Regions from separate parts of the Homo sapiens genome. Here region 2 is linked to region 1. The links are chromatin loops, found by intact Hi-C in ENCODE. Cell type or tissue: lower leg skin. All regions are shown on one strand.

Region 1 (2,500 bases):
CCAACATCTCACTCTCATTGGACCTGCTACAAGCCCTGTGCTGGGGATTGAGATCAAGTGATGAACAGCTCTGTCTTCTTCATATTTTTTTTGCAAGTGGGACTTCAGACTATATCGTGATAGGAGGAGAAAGAAAAGCCATATTGCTAAAGCTGTGTGTGTATGCCTGTGTATGTGTGTGTAGTGTGTGTGTGCGTGCATATGCACACATGCACTTTGCAGTGAAGAGAAGAGACACTGCACTATTATGCAAAACAGCCAAAGGGACTAGGCAAAAGTGTAAGTCAAATGCCTGCAGGGAACAGGCAAATAAAATGAGTGCATAAAGCAGGCTGGCTGTTAGAAAATCAGCAGTGTGCTAAATGGAAATGACACTTGCACTTGCTATGGACACCACAATCAGAAATATACATGTATGTGCAGGGGAGACAGACAAACATGCTGTAGCAAACTGGAGAACCCTTGTCCCTCCCAATTAATAGTTGGGCCAAATCATGTCTATAGCTTGAATTGGCCCCCGAGCCCATCAGTTAGTGACTTCTCGACCTCTGTTCAAGGTGCAGCTCCTTTATGGTTACTTATTCTAAATCCTTTCCTTGTTTTACCAATGAGGAATCTGACCCTCAGTTGGGTTCCATTTAGGTCATATCCTCACTCTCTTGACTGTGTGCCCCTTATCAGACATTATGCTTTCTTGCATTTTTTTTCTCTAGTTAGTCCTATTTACGTAGTAGACTGTCCTAAAGTGAACAGTTGTCCCTGATCTTCGTTGGTTTTACAGGAGGAAATGCACTGAACATCTCAGAAGCCAGAATTCTGAGTGATCCGCCCAATTGATCTTGGCCGATTTAACCCTCAGAACAGATAAGCACCATAAGTACTGCTCATTTATTTGTTGTTGTGTTGCTCTTTTCCTCTGCTTACTTCATCCAGTTTCAGGGGTAACAGGACATTTGACATTCCCTGCTTAATGTGTTTGACAGTTTGAGTTCAAGTTGCAATACTGCATACTTCCAGTAGAGGGTACGTGTGCTTTTCAAATCAAGTGTGAGTGCACCCTAGTAGGGAATCATTCTAGCTCGCTTTCCCGTTTCCAAGAAGCAAAGATTCTTGGTTCTTTGTTGCTTTAAGAAAATTTAGGCCAGGTTTTCCTTAGACAAGGAAATTGAAATTAAAACAGTAGCTCTTTTTAGTTTTTCAGGCAATAGAGATCAAATTTGGGAGCAGTGGGTGATAACACTGAGGAATGTTATCTGAGATGACAAATTCCTGAAGGTAAATGTGACATTTGGTTTTATTACTCTCAGACTGCTTTTATAGTAATAGCATATGTAGGATAACGTTCAAAGATTATCTAAGATTTATAGATTTCATTTACTGAATAATATTTGCTAAGAACCTGCCTGCTATGTCACAAGTAAAGTTCCAGGCAACGGGGATGGAGTGGTGACAAGATAAAGCCCATTCTTCCTGTCCTGGAACTTAAGAAGTTCTAAGTGGGGGAGAGATAAAAGAAGTAGTGAAAGAATGAATGATAATTGACTCAGATACTGAGAACTGCTAAAGAATGAATGATAATCGACTCATACAGTGAGAACTGCTAAGATGCTAGGATCGGCAGCATGGGTGCTGTGGGGCAATGTGGGATGGAAAATATGAAACCTGCTCTCTGGGGAGCCGACCTGAAGGAAAGGAAGAAGCCAGCCCTGTGAAGACCTTGGAGGGAGTGCCAGGCTGAGAGGACAGTAAGTCCAAAGGTCCTGGGGTGGAAACAGAGAGAATGCCAGTAAAGCTGGGGTGTGGTGTGCACTGAGGGGAGAGGGATAGGAAATGCGGCCAAAGAGGTGAGCAGGAGTTGATCATCAAGACTTGAAGGCTTGCAAGGAGCTGTTCTTTTTTTTTCCTGTACAATTTTAGAATTTTAATGTGGGAAGGATTCTTGAAAATCCTCTCACCCAGTTCTCGAAGTGAATAAAAGAATCTCCTGAGGAGCTTTTCAAACCGGCAGATTCGGCTGGAAAATCTGATTTAGAGGCCTATAGTGAGGACTGTGGATCAGTATCATAAAGCTCGATGGTTCAGATGCAAGTAGTCCACAGATCACCTCTTGGGAAAACACTTATTTATCTGTTAAGGTTCTATGTCTACAAGCAACAGAATTCAGTTCCAGCTAACTGATGTAAACAGAGAATTTGTTAAAAGGCAACTGGGAAGCAAATAGAAAAAAGGGGACATTGATGAACAAGACCCAAATATACTTCAGGCACCTAGGTTTGCAGAAACAATGGAGAATCCTTTATGTATTAGTCCATTTCATGCTGCTAATAAATAAATACCCGAGACTGGGTAATCTATAAAGGAAAGAGGTTTAATTGACTCACAGTTCCACATGGCTGAAGAGGCTTCACAATCACGGGGGAAGACAAAGGAAGAACAAAGGGATGTCTTGCATGGTGGCAGACAAGAAAGCATGTGTAGGGGAGCTCCCCTTTGTTAAACC
Region 2 (2,500 bases), 1.1 Mb after region 1:
TTAAAGGGAAAGTATGTAAACAACTGTGTTTTGTTAAAGATTTACAGGAGCATTGTGACCTGACCAAGGACAAAGAAGTTCCCAAACTCCTCAGGCCCTCACTGGCACCCAGAGGTCTGCAGTCATCAGTCACATCTTGATCCCAACTCCCTCTTCTTCCCCTGCCCTTAACATAAAAAAAAGCCTGAAATTTGTGCTGACTTAAGATGGCATTTTAGGATGGTAGTCTACCATTTTCTCCGTTTGCTGGCTTCCCGAAAAACCTGTTTTTCCTCCCACCAAGTCTCATTTCTTGAGTTTTGGCTTTCAAGCAGAGAGCAACTGAACCTGGGTCCGGTTACAATTCATTCATTCATTTGTTCATTCATTTGCCTGGATGATTGCAGCAGCCTCTGCCCCTATCTCCCTGCTCTGTACTCACTCCCTTTCAATCTTCTGCTCCTCACAAGGGCCTAAGGGAGCTTCTGATGTGATAAACGGAATCATGTGGTTCCTCCTGAAAGCCTTTATCAGTTAGAATTAGGTTTAGCTGTGACAGAAAATGCACACTAACAGTGGCTTCAGCAAGATAGATGCTTTTCCCTCCCTCCCAGAAGCATCTGGCAGCTGGCTACCTGAGACTATGGCAGTTCAACGGAGTCAGGAATCCAGGCTCTGTCTACATTGTGGCATCTCCAATCCTGGCTTTTATTTCCAAGGTCACTTCAGAGTCTGAGATGGTGCTGGGGTTCCAGCCATTTAATCTATACCCCACATAGCAGCAAGGAGGAGTGGGGACACACATCCCCCTTTCAAAGATACTACTCAGAAGTTGCATACACCACCCCAGCTTGGATTCTAGCAGCCAGAGCTTAAGTCACATGACCACATCTGCAAAAGAGGCTGGGAAAAGTTGTTCTTATTCCAGGCAGCCACATGCCCAGTTCAACCTTGTGGATTTTATGAATCAGGACAAAGGGGAGAATGGATACTTGTGGACAATTGTTGATCTCTGCCACGTAGTCCTTCCATAGCTCCTTACTGCACTTGAAATAAAACCCAAACTCTTTCCTATGCCTGCAAGGTCCTGGCTGTTTTCCCACCCTCTCTCTTCACTCATCCTGCTTCAGGCCTGCTGGCCTCTTCCCGGTTTCTCAAAGACCATAGTTGTTTCCCATCCAGGGCTATCTGTCCACGCTGTTTCCTGGTTGGAATGCCTTCACCCGACTCTATGAAACTCTGTCCCTTCTCCTCTTCTAGGTCTCAGCTTGCATATCACCTTCTCACAGAGGCTTCCCCAACCACCATACTTCTCCTCATCATTTTTTCTTGGGTCCTTTTTTGTTTCTTTATAGCATGAAAGACGCCTTGGAACTAGCTATTAAATTATCTGATAAGCAAAACAAAGCACGAATGCTCATATCAACGGTTGCTCCCCTTTTTGGTTTGTCTCCCCCATTCAAAAGGAAGCTCTATGGGGGAGGCTTTGGGTCTTGTTCACAACCCCATCCCTGGAGTTTCTCTCTACAACTATGTATTGTTCTCCCACTAGGTGCCAGGAACCTAAAAGACAGTAAGCACATTCAGTTTTCATCTCAGCTGCAGGGCAGCCAAGAGGTGAGGATTGGGGTTCATCTCCTGGAGAGGAGGCAGAGATCTCAGCAGAGACTGGGATAAAGGAGTCCAGTAAGATTGTAAGAAGAGCCCTGCAGCTGCCAGGAATGGGATTAGGGTTCCTTTTAGCCTCATTGCTGGCTCCATCCTATGTCTCCACCCTTATGTGAATGTGTTCCTTTGTCCTACTTTTAACTTACATCAGACTCTTGCGTGTTCCTTATCCTCCTAAGCAGCTTTGCATCCTTTCTGGAAGAGGGTGGGGGTATAAACAAACAAACAAATACACTATAAAAATACAGGAGATATTTTGGTGTATGCAGTTGCCAGGAATAGAAACCTACTCCAAGCAGTGCCAGACCTCTCTGAATTACAAAGCCAAGCGAGCATCCAGCAGTTTACTTGCCCTATCTTCCTAGGTGCCTTAAAGGACCTCAACTGGATGTGTCCAGAAAGCAACTCAGTCTCCCTCAAACTGGTCTTCGCCCAGTATTGGTAAACCAGTTGTCTAAGAAGCCTACCGGCTACCCTCAGTAGGTAGTATTAATATAATGTAGCAATTTGCAACAGGGTTTCTCAACCTGGGCACTACTGACATTTTGGGCTGGGTAATTTCTTGTCGTGGGGACTATCTTGTGCATTGTAGGATATTTAGCAGCATCTCTGTCCTCTATCCCTAGATATCAGTAGCACTCCAGCCCCAGCTGTGACAACCAACAATGTCTCCTTTGAGAATCACTGGTTTAGAAAAAGGACTTGAACCTCAGGCTCTGTGTTCACATCTCAACTCAGACTGTGTGCTATGGAACCTTGGACAAGGTATTTAAACTTTTTGTGCCTCAAGTTACTCCTTTATAAAGTGAGGAAAATCATACATTGTCCTTCATGGATTAAATGAGCTAATATA

Evidence for each region. Hi-C counts contacts between places; a loop is a spot of excess contacts. Peaks named below come from ENCODE experiments on the same cell type or tissue, not always from the same donor. Only the 100,000 strongest peaks of a DNase experiment are listed, where the experiment ranks them.
Region 2: a loop joins it to region 1, with 13 times the contacts of the local background. A loop is called at or near these places in 15 of 110 quality-filtered maps.

What each region holds. Positions count from the first base shown.
Region 1 is chr3:63,350,341-63,352,840 of GRCh38, forward strand. All of the region lies in intron 2 of SYNPR (synaptoporin), which reads left to right. Among named protein-coding and RNA genes, the nearest start is that of SYNPR, 73 kb to the left of the region's middle. In lower leg skin, a CTCF peak has its summit at 993 (motif pointing right); no DNase peak of the experiment used is centred here.
Region 2 is chr3:64,491,528-64,494,027 of GRCh38, forward strand. LOC105377123 (a long non-coding RNA gene) reads right to left here. Exons shown (of 8, transcript XR_940913.3): 1 at 1-2,500. Among named protein-coding and RNA genes, the nearest start is that of PRICKLE2-DT, 48 kb to the left of the region's middle. RefSeq lists a silencer at 352-552. In lower leg skin, no CTCF peak of the experiment used is centred here; no DNase peak of the experiment used is centred here.